Regions from separate parts of the Mus musculus genome. Here region 1 is linked to region 2. Evidence: chromatin loops called from intact Hi-C (ENCODE). Cell type or tissue: gastrocnemius. All regions are shown on one strand.

What was found. A loop is a pair of places that touch in the nucleus more often than their neighbours do. Peaks named below come from ENCODE experiments on the same cell type or tissue, not always from the same donor. Only the 100,000 strongest peaks of a DNase experiment are listed, where the experiment ranks them.
Region 1: it touches region 2 in a loop (5-fold over the local background); 2 of 42 quality-filtered maps call a loop at or near these places.

Annotation. Positions count from the first base shown.
Region 1 is chr14:24,873,196-24,878,195 of GRCm38, reverse strand. Gm32008 (a long non-coding RNA gene) reads right to left here. Exons shown (of 8, transcript XR_874420.3): 8 at 371-2,903. Gm41110 (a long non-coding RNA gene) reads left to right here. Exons shown (of 4, transcript XR_874421.2): 4 at 60-134. Among named protein-coding and RNA genes, the nearest start is that of Gm41110, 15 kb to the left of the region's middle. In gastrocnemius, a CTCF peak has its summit at 2,084 (motif pointing left); DNase peaks (open chromatin) are centred at 1,489, 2,036, 2,838 and 3,297.
Region 2 is chr14:24,824,524-24,829,523 of GRCm38, reverse strand. The region is part of intron 2 of Gm32008 (a long non-coding RNA gene); the gene reads right to left. It overlaps Gm31951 (a long non-coding RNA gene), which reads left to right. Exons shown (of 2, transcript XR_383265.1): 2 at 249-460. Among named protein-coding and RNA genes, the nearest start is that of Gm31951, 3.3 kb to the left of the region's middle. In gastrocnemius, no CTCF peak of the experiment used is centred here; DNase peaks (open chromatin) are centred at 361 and 2,866.

The DNA.
Region 1 (5,000 bases), 49 kb before region 2:
ATACCCTCTTCTGTCACCAAGAGAACCCAGTGTGACTGAATTCTATGTTCCTCCGGCAGAGATCCACTTGCTAGCTCTCTTGAAGTCAGCCTTCTCTCGCTGTGCCTCGCAGCCATAAGGCCCCTCCTCTGGTAATGGCCCTCTTCCTGGGACAACTGCCAAGTAAATATGTCATTTCCCTAGATCTCTTCTCATCATTCACTTTGGGGAGGCTGGCCACAAATGAAGATAATATTCAAATTTGCCCTATTATTTCAATCACCTTGTTTCCAACAATCCAAAGCATTTGACCTAGAAAATAAGGGATTTGGAAGCAAAAATTGTCAAGGGAGATGAGGAGATGCCTTCAGTTCTTCCAGAACAGAGCCTCAGAACCTGTGAGCTGGATCATTGTACTTTACACTTAACCTCTGGCCCCTCTTCCTGGAGGGCCATCTATACCTGACCTTGCTCCCTGCCTGTGGCCAAGTACATCAGCTTTAGCAGTCAATCTCTCTTCCCCAGGCAGTAGAGACTTGTTCAGGAAATCAGAAATGACTCCAATCAAGGCCTTGTCCAAAGCCATCGAGGCGGGATTGCTCATCTGATCGGAGTGAACCCGGAGCTGCAGAATGCCACATCTGCCCTCTGTGTGGGGACAGCCTGAGAATGAAGTCAACAGAGCAGAAGGAAGCCAGAGGTGGCACTTGGCACCGGGGGCCAGCCATGCCCGGCCCCTGTCTTGAGAGTTAAATCCTTCCTTCAAGCTTGAACAAGGGGGAATTGGGTTTCATTCCTAGCAGACAAAGTGCCAACCAAAATGAGGGTCCATGGGCTCTCCAACTCAGTGCTCTGCCTGTGCGGTACTGTAGACACATTCTAGGGTTGACAGGGACATACATGTCCCTTCAAACCTTGTCTGCCCCAGGGGCTATGAGAGTGACTCATACTTTCTTGCCTATGAGTTTTAAAGAAAACATAGAAGATTGTGTTTTTAATTTCTTTCTTTAAAAAAAATGGATTGCTATGTTTATTCTCGACCATTTGAGAGGCTCCCCGTAGGTGCACAGCATGGAGTCCCCAATTTGAGGTGCTGCCATAAGTGGCCTAAGATGTCCTGTGTTTCCTCTGTTAAAGGCAGAAGCCATTGCTGTTAAAGCTTCTGCTCTAAGCACTGTATACCAGGGGACCCGCTTACACACCACAGGGGACACCTCAAGACGCTCTGGCCCTGAATGAGGAGATGGGTACCCTCACCTGACAATAGAGAACACCAAAGCCTGACTGACTTACATGACTTCCCAAGGCCACAGATATGGGTAAAGGAGCTGGCATTCAATTCCAGATCAGGGAGGTGTGCTTTACCCACGGCACCTCTGCCCTTTCCTACTGACTCCTGTACAAAACTGTGAACACAGCTTCCTCCGGCAGCCCGCTGGCCATCTGGCCACACACTGGAGGGCAGGGATCTTGCTCAAATTTGTACTTCCAGTGTGCTGAGAGGACCAGGGCTTCTGGAACTGGCTCCAGTTCACAAAGGTCCATCTGGGCCTCTGCTTCTTAAAGAGGAAGCTGTAGGGGTTCTTGTGATTAAGGGCTGTTGGCAGCTGTGCCTTAGGGGCCTGTGAAAGACAGAAGTGACTATGACACTCATCTCACTGGGACTGAAGGAGAAAGAGCAGGGCGGCCTTGTTCTCGGAGATGGGCAGCCTTCGTTCTTCTCCTTGGGGACACATAAAGGCCGGAAGAGGCAGGGGGATTGTACTGCTGCCCACAGCAGAGGACAGTCTTCATTTTCCTTACACCAACCACTAAGGACAGTTTCACTGAGTGTAGGCCAGTCAGGACCGAGGGTGTGTGCTCTTGAGCAGGTCTCTATGGTATGGAGAGCATAAGCCAGCTCTGCCTTTTGTGATGACTTTCCTCCTCTCACTCAGCTCTGCACAGCTTGCAAGATTATAGCTCAGAGTTCACAGAGAAGAGAGGACCCAGGATGCTTCCATACCAACTGCCACTGTTGGAGTCAGGATGTCATATACACACACCACATACATAAGACACCCCAGCGCCACTGCAAGCCCTCAGATTGCCCTCTGCTGGGCGGCTCAGAACGCTCTGTACCTGGCACTAGTCATCCGGATTGGGGGAGGATATAAGCTTCCATTTCTACAGCTAAAAATGGAAGCCAGTGTATTTTTCTCAGAGCCCTTCCTGACGGGACAGAACGGCTGTAAACAACAAACAGCTTGGTTCAGTACTAAAGTAGGAGCACAATGGCCTCTACTGTTAATATTCCTAACCTCATCTGAACACAGGTTCCACCTGCTAAGAGCCATCCATGTTTTAAAACTTGATTTAGAACTCACAGTTATACATGGAGAAGAGCCTTCTAGAAACACCTTATGTAGTCAAGCTCCTTTATTCCAGAGAGAGAGAGAAAGAAAGAAAGAGAGGAAGAGAGAGAAGAACAATGCAAACACAGAAGGTCACGCTGACTGTTCAAGAGACAAACAAACAAATCAAAACTAAAAACAACAAAACAAAAAACCCCAAACAACTGGTCCCTGGCCCACCCAGACCTTAGGCCCCTCCTTATGCCAGCTTCTCGCTCACTGCTTCTCATAGTGCAAACGTGACTGATTCAATGAGAATTTGAAATTAAAAAAAAAAAAGGATTGATTTTGGTGTTTTGAGGCTTCGTGAAACCAGCAATTTTAATCAATTTTTCAAAATTGCTAATTTCATCCATCCAAGAAACTCACACACAAACAGAGGGGCTGATTGAAATTTAAATGGCGGCTGGCTTGTTAGCTGCAGGCAGCCAGGCTGGGTATTTTCCTATGCAAGTCTGCCACTGTGTCCCGGCTGGCAGCAAGAGGAAGCGATCTCCATGAGACACTCGAAGGCAGTAAGAATTCAGGCAGCTGAAATGAGAAGCAACAACATGAAATGATAAAAACAAAGGCAGATCTTTATTAGCACCAACATAATGTGTTCCTGTGTCCTCCGGTCTCATCGAGAGCCCTGCCCGTTGTCTATTGAAACTGTAATTAGGCTGATAGGAACCAGAGGATTAAACTAACTTTCTTCTCTGATCGCAGGGATTTCAAATGAGGGAGATGGGGTGGAGATAAACCTGAGGAAAGGTATTAATATTCTGGGCCGCAGCTTCCCAGGACAGCTGAGCTGCTAAACAATGGCTGGCTGCGGCCCCCACCAGCCTGCGGCTACCTGCTGGGGAAGGATTGAGATGCCCGTCTGCCACATCTGCTGGATGAGAATGTTGAGGTCGCCCCTTACTCTGCCAAACACGATCCTTGGTCTTTCACACCTCTCTCCCAGGACGCTGTGTCAGTCCCTCCTTGTGTCTTTCCCATATGCCTGCCACCTGGGTACTATTGCAGTTGAGCCTTAGTCTGGAGCTCCTGGCAGAGGAGTTCACTGCTGTCTTTCCAACCACCAGTGCATTCGTTCAGTTAGATGCCAACCTCCATGCACAGTCAGGCACCTGGAGGCCATTTTCCTAGCCCATACCTGAGATCATCCCGTCTCTCATTCATGACCCATTTCCAACTCAGAAAATAAAGACCAGCCTGCCCCATATGTATGTCCCCACACTGCCTCTCTGGCTCCTCCCCACCAAGGGTCTGGGTACAGCAGCCACTTCTCAAATTTACCATGAACTTCCCCTCCGGCGGGGGTGGGCTGCTCTCTAGGCCTGGTTACCCCTTTATCTGGTGACACTGGACCCCACTCACCTTCCTCTGAAGCATCACTTAAGTGTTAGTAGCCACACGATGGCTTTCCACTTCGCTGAAAGTTCTATATAAGGTGATGGACCGGATCTTGATGAAGAATGTGGGACATGGTGCATGATGGGACATACAGAATTAAAACTCATGTCAGGGAATTGATGTGGGAAGGGGAGATGAATAGAGCAGAGAGGAATGTGGAAGACAGGTAAGAATAAAGTCTGGTGGCACATATATACAAAATATCATAATGAAGGCTATGCCTTTACATTCTAATTTGAAAAAAAAAAGATAAAAATAAAAACAATCAGCCAGTGGACAGAGAACTTGCTCAGGGGTTAAGAACACTTTCTGCTTTTCACAAGGACCTGAGTTCGATTCTCAGCACCCACATTGTGCAACTCACAACAGCCTGTAAATCCAGCTCCAAAGGGTTCACAGACACATAAAATAAAAATAAGTAAGAACTATTCATATCAACACGGATCGGCCTGAAGATGGTCTAGGGACTCCAAGGAAGGCAGCCCGAGGACCCTCTCTCTGTCTGCTCTTTCTGGAAATCTTGCCAGCTTGCGTGTGTGTGTGTGTGTGTGTGTGTGTGTGTGTGTGTGTGCTCACACAGATATATATGTGTGGAGGTATATATCTACATACACACATATATATGTATCTATATATCATTCCATATATTAACCACATGTGAATGGAATGATATTCACATGAATGCACAACAGATCCCAACGGAGTAGACAACATGGAGTCTCTCACTTCCTATGCAAGGTGTTCACACAAGGGGAAACATGGTTGGTTGTTCTCATCATAGACCAGAGAATGAGGCCAGCATCCAAATGTCCTTCAGCTCCATTCCCCTAGTCCCTCCAGTCTCAAGGCCAAAGCCTTAGTAGTACATTCGAGTGCTGAGAAGATGACTCGGTGGGCAAAGTACTTGCTGCAAAAGTGTGAAGATCTAAGTTGGCTCCCTAGAACACTGATGCAGGAGCACAAATCAATAATCCCAGCTCTCATATGGCAAGATGTGAGGCAGAAAGGAGAATCTTTGGAAGCTGGAATCCCATCTAGCCTGGTGTACTTAGCAGAGAACAAGAGACCCTGTCTGAAACAAAGTAGAAAATGTAAAACATCCCTGTAGATTGTCCTTTGACCTCTACACAAGTGCCACATAGGACAGTAGGGGCATTCACACACAAGCACACACACAAAGGTTCAGAGAGAAGGAGGGATGGGGAGGGGAGAGGAGAGGGAGGGGCA
Region 2 (5,000 bases):
GACATACATCATAGACTAGCAGAGCCACTACAGCTTTTTCCCTGATCATACCCCTTGTGATGCTCAAGACCCACCCAGCTCCTCCAGCCCCACACCATGATGCCCCCTGCTGATGGATGTCTACAGTGCCAGTCTCTAGGAGCCCCCCTAATCTCCTATTATAGCTCCCAGACCCACTTCTGTGAGTCTTGACAGCTCCCTGTCTAGACTGCAGACTCCTAAAGTCTTAATTGCTCTTTCATCAACAGAAAAGGGCGGCTTCTTCTTCAAGCAGCCAACCACTCAGCCAGCCCTTGTCGGGCTCCTGCCGTGTACCAGGCTGCGCCAGGATTCAGGATGTCTGAGGACTTGATGGATCACCTGGGGTCAGAGGAGGGTAGCTTCCCTCACTCGGATGTTGTCGGGCTGGGCCTCCTGCCAGATGTTAGGCTCCCAGAAAGGATGAGACCCAAGCCCAGTGCATTGGCTCATGTCTTTGATCCTAGCACTCACACCAGAGATGCTAGGGCAGAAGGAGTGCCATGAATTACAACTAGCCTAGTCTATATGGCAAGACCCCCGTCTCCATACACACAAAAAAGTGAGACCCAAGTCTTCAGAGTGCCATACCAGCCCAAGAAGGGAAAGCGGGAGGAATCTGGATGCACAGAGCTCCTGCATGTCACTGAGGTTATCATGTCACTGGCATAGCCTCGCAGCACTGTAGACTAACCGGCTCCCCTCCATATTCCTGGGCCGGTGGAATTGGGCTGTCTCTACTCTTTACTCCCTGAAGGGGTGGACGAGATATTGCAGAGTCCCTGTCCTTGAGGAGGAGTTTCCTTCCTTGAGTTACAATGATTAGCTAATTAAGGGTCAGTTTAGCTTATGAATCACAGATCCGGCACCCAGGTGGCTGCCTATGTCTCCTTGACTCACCCCCCCTAGTCCACCCCTGTGTTGAATCTGAGCTCATTAGGTAGTACTAGGTGCTAAGCAGTAGAATCAACATTGTCTACTCCCCCACTCAGCACCCCCCTCCGAATAATTTAGTTATCACAGTCTGCCTCCATGACCTCTAACTACAGCCCTGTGGTGTTCCCATGTCCCCTAGAGGTGACACGGACAGGGATCCAAAAGTACCTGCATACCCTGTCCCCAAAAGACAGTTTTTTGAGACTCAGTGAGACCACACACCCCCCTTTGCATTCCATGCTGTGGAGAAGAGCTCTCCTTTGTCGTCATTCTGGAAGGATGACTCTCTTGGGGCAAGGTTCTGAGTTGTCACAAACAAGATTGGCAACCCTAAGAGCCATTTATTTATCTCACAATTGCCTAAGCGCCTCTGGTTTAAAAAAAAATTGATTGTGTGACAAAATGTGCCAAACTTATCACTGGCACATCTACTTAACACCACCACTTCTTTGGAGAAGAAACAGGGAAGGAAGGGGTCCTATCCAAATACTCCAGCAAGCCTGGGAATGCTGAATTCATTCTAGCCCCAGCCTGGTTGCTGTCTGGCCCTTGCCATCAGCCCCTGCTATCTTCCCAGACTGGAGACACAAGAGCTCTGCAGCAGACACCCATAGTGGATTAACTAGCTGAGGCCCAGCACCACTGCGGCAGCACTGCAGTCAGGATGAAATAGAGCCCTGGAAAGCCAGCAGAGCCGAGCCCATAAAGCATTTCTCTCAGCCCAGAATTGCCTGGTGCCTGTCACAGGAGGAAATGACTGCCTAGGATACAGCAGACAGAATGGGAGAGGAGAAACTGTGGCTTCTCTTGGCCCCTACTACACACTGGAGGGTTTGGGGAGGGGGAGGGGAGGATCAATGCTAGGCTAGACAGGAGCCAGATGTAGTTTTGTAGATTGCAAGGGCCAGAGAGAGTAATATAGGTCCTATTTGCAGCTGTCTCCGTTAGAGACCTCAGGCACTGGGCACATTTTTGTAGGAGAGCCCCATGGTGCTCTCCTAACAGAAGAGTTAGGACTCTGCTGTACTGATATGTCCATCAAACCTGCCTCCTTGGGGAATGTGGTGCCTTCCAGAGAGAACAATGGGCACTCAGAGGAGGGGGGGTTGTGCGCGTGCGTGCATTTGTACACATGTGCGTGGTCTCCCAGACACCGCCAAAGGAAGAGATCAATTTAGAGAATTAGAGGCCAGCCCACTTTGCATGGCTTCTAGGAAGCATGTTCGGTAAATAAGGATTCAAGAGATGAGATGTTTCATCGTTCAATTAATTTTAGCCTTGGATCTCAGGCGGTGGGGTTGTGGGGAGGGTGCAGAGAGAGTAATCAATACCAAGCATTCAGCTTGCTAACACGAAGCACATTTCATACAAAGCTGGACATTTTTCTCCTTGTCATACAGAATTATCTTAATTATCGTTTCAAGGAAGAGCCTTATATAGCATCATCTAGTAGTCCAGGAGGCGGCTCAGAAACTCGTCACAGGAATAATTTATGATTTTTCTTTCTAACATCTTGGTCTTGTTTGATATGCTTGCCATTTCTCCCTGACAGGGAGGTCGATTAAATCACATTTATATTGTAAACGTATGCATTGCTTTTTACCCAAGGCGCTGGATGAAGAGATACAGGGGCCCCAAGGGAGGGAGAAGCCAATCCACTTTCATATTGCAAATTTCTGCTGTTTGGAAGAAATGAATGGTTGCCAGGGAGAGCTGGGAATTACTTGGGGATGCAAATGTTATTTTAGAACCCTTTGGAGAGGGTTTTTTTTTCTCCCTCCCCCACCTCCTCCAGCATTTTCCCTTCTCAGGCTGTTAATAGAGGCCAGTCTCTAAGCAAAAGCTAACGGAATGCACTTCACGGCAGGCATTCTTGGGGGATTGGCCTGCACCAGATTTCTAGCTGGCCGACCTCAAGCAGGCTGCCTCTTGGCCTGGAGGCGGGGTGGCAGATGCAGAAAGAGAAAGAGAGAGAGAAAAAGGAGCTATTCATATTTTTGCAAAGGCATTGCTTCCTCCCACCTGATGGAGGAGGCCACTCTGGAAGCTGGTGGTTGGGGACATGGGGGAGGGGCTGGTGGTGGGGAGGGAAAGACAGCAAGACGAGGGGAAAGGTCATTAGCAGAGACCAGGAAGAAGTGACGCCAGGCACCATCATTAACCTAACCGAACTAATTAGGAAACATTCAAGTTTTATAAATTATGCAAGACGCTCAATTTATACTTTTTCAAATTCCTACCATAACATAGATAATGAGGGAACATTTACAGTAACAGTGTAACCTAATCAAGAAACCCTTTCATTAGCATGAAATCTTCCAACACGGTGTTTGCGAGCACAACAAACGGAATTATAGATGCCAGGGGAGGCCGGGGCTGGGGGCGGGGAGCTGGATTGTGGGGAGGAGGGGCAGGGGTTGTCTTTTGCTTAAGTGGCAAGGCCCCTAGCTCTTAGAAGTCATCCCCTCCCATCCTCAGCATGAAACGGGGCTCTCTTTGCATTCAGTCTTGCCAAAGGAATGGAAAGGTCTGGAAGGACCTTCTGACTTACTATACTCTAGATGATTTACAACTACCTCCTCTGTCTTGGCCCTCTAATCCTGGGAGACAGATAACTACAGCATAGATCAGCCTTTTCCACAGGCCTGGTTTTTCCCTGCAGAGGTCAGAAGTCAAAGTCTGCTGAGGCTCAGGCTCCATGAATGCAGATAGATGCCGTCCACTGCTATAACTTTGCCTGATGGTTCCGAGTTCACCACTGGTAGATGGAATACAGTGAGCACGGTCCAAGAGCTACTGGGGAATCCCAAGACTCAAAGAGATTCTGACATATCACCCGATTCCCAGATCAGTAAAACCAGCTGGAACCCACAAGAGAAATCCATACCAATAGGGCATGATGGTAAGTGCCTGTTATCATACCAATGGGAAGATAGAGGAAGGAAGACTGGGAGTTTCAGTATCAGCCTTGTCTACATTTCATGGTTGAGATCAGCCTGGGCTATATGAGAGCCCATCCCGAGGGAAACACCTTGCCTGCTAAAAAATGAAGAACCCTTTTGAGGCCTTGGGGAAGGGGTAAAACCTTTGGTCTCTTCTGCTGCTGGCTTCTCTGTACCAGTGGTTGAACAGAGGTCCCTACTATTTAGTGTAGTCTGCTATCAAAACACAACCATAGATTGTATTTCAAGAATGTGATTTATTTCCCGCAATGCCAGTGACCAGAAATCTAACATCAAGGTGATGCTGAGTAGACTTTGTTCCCAGGCTAATATACTTGTCTCAGGCTGTGTGCTGTGTAGTCACAGGAACGCTTCTTTGTATAACCTTTTGTTATGAAATTACCAGTCCATCCAGAGGTCTCCCCTGAGACCTTACCTAACCCAAATTTACCTTATGAAAGCCCCATATTCAATTATGATCTCACTAGGTATTGAGGCTTCAATGTATGAATCTTAATATATGAAACATTCAGTCACTAATACTCCCCCAAATGAATGTCTACCTAGGATATGTGGATATGACATGGTTTGGGATAGAGATACAGGTCTTCAGGAATGTCAATCACTTATGGATCCTGAGACCCTGTCATGCTAGGGTACCAGAATGGCTCGATGTTCGGATCCAGTCATGGTGGAGCCAGCACTGAGAAGACAGAGGCAGCAACTTCAAGCCAGGGGCAGCCAAGGGCAGCCAAGGACAGCCAAAGACAGCCAAAGACTGCAGTAAGCCACCAGAAGTTGGGAGAACAAGGAAAGACACCCTTTCCAAGTTCACAAAGATATTGCTGTCCTATACCCACAAAGGTCATGAGTTGTTAAAGCTTGGTCCTTAAGCAATGGTTAGAGACTTTGGGGAACTGACTACCTCATGAGGACCTTGACCCCATCAATGGATGACTCCTAATTTGATGACATTATTGGGAAGTTGGGGACACTGAGAGGCAGTACCTCAGCTGGGAAAGTAGGTCATTGGGAGTGTGCACTTGCCTTTGTGCCTGGTCCTTTCTCTGATCTCTGTCCCTTTGTTTCCCAGTTGCCATGAGA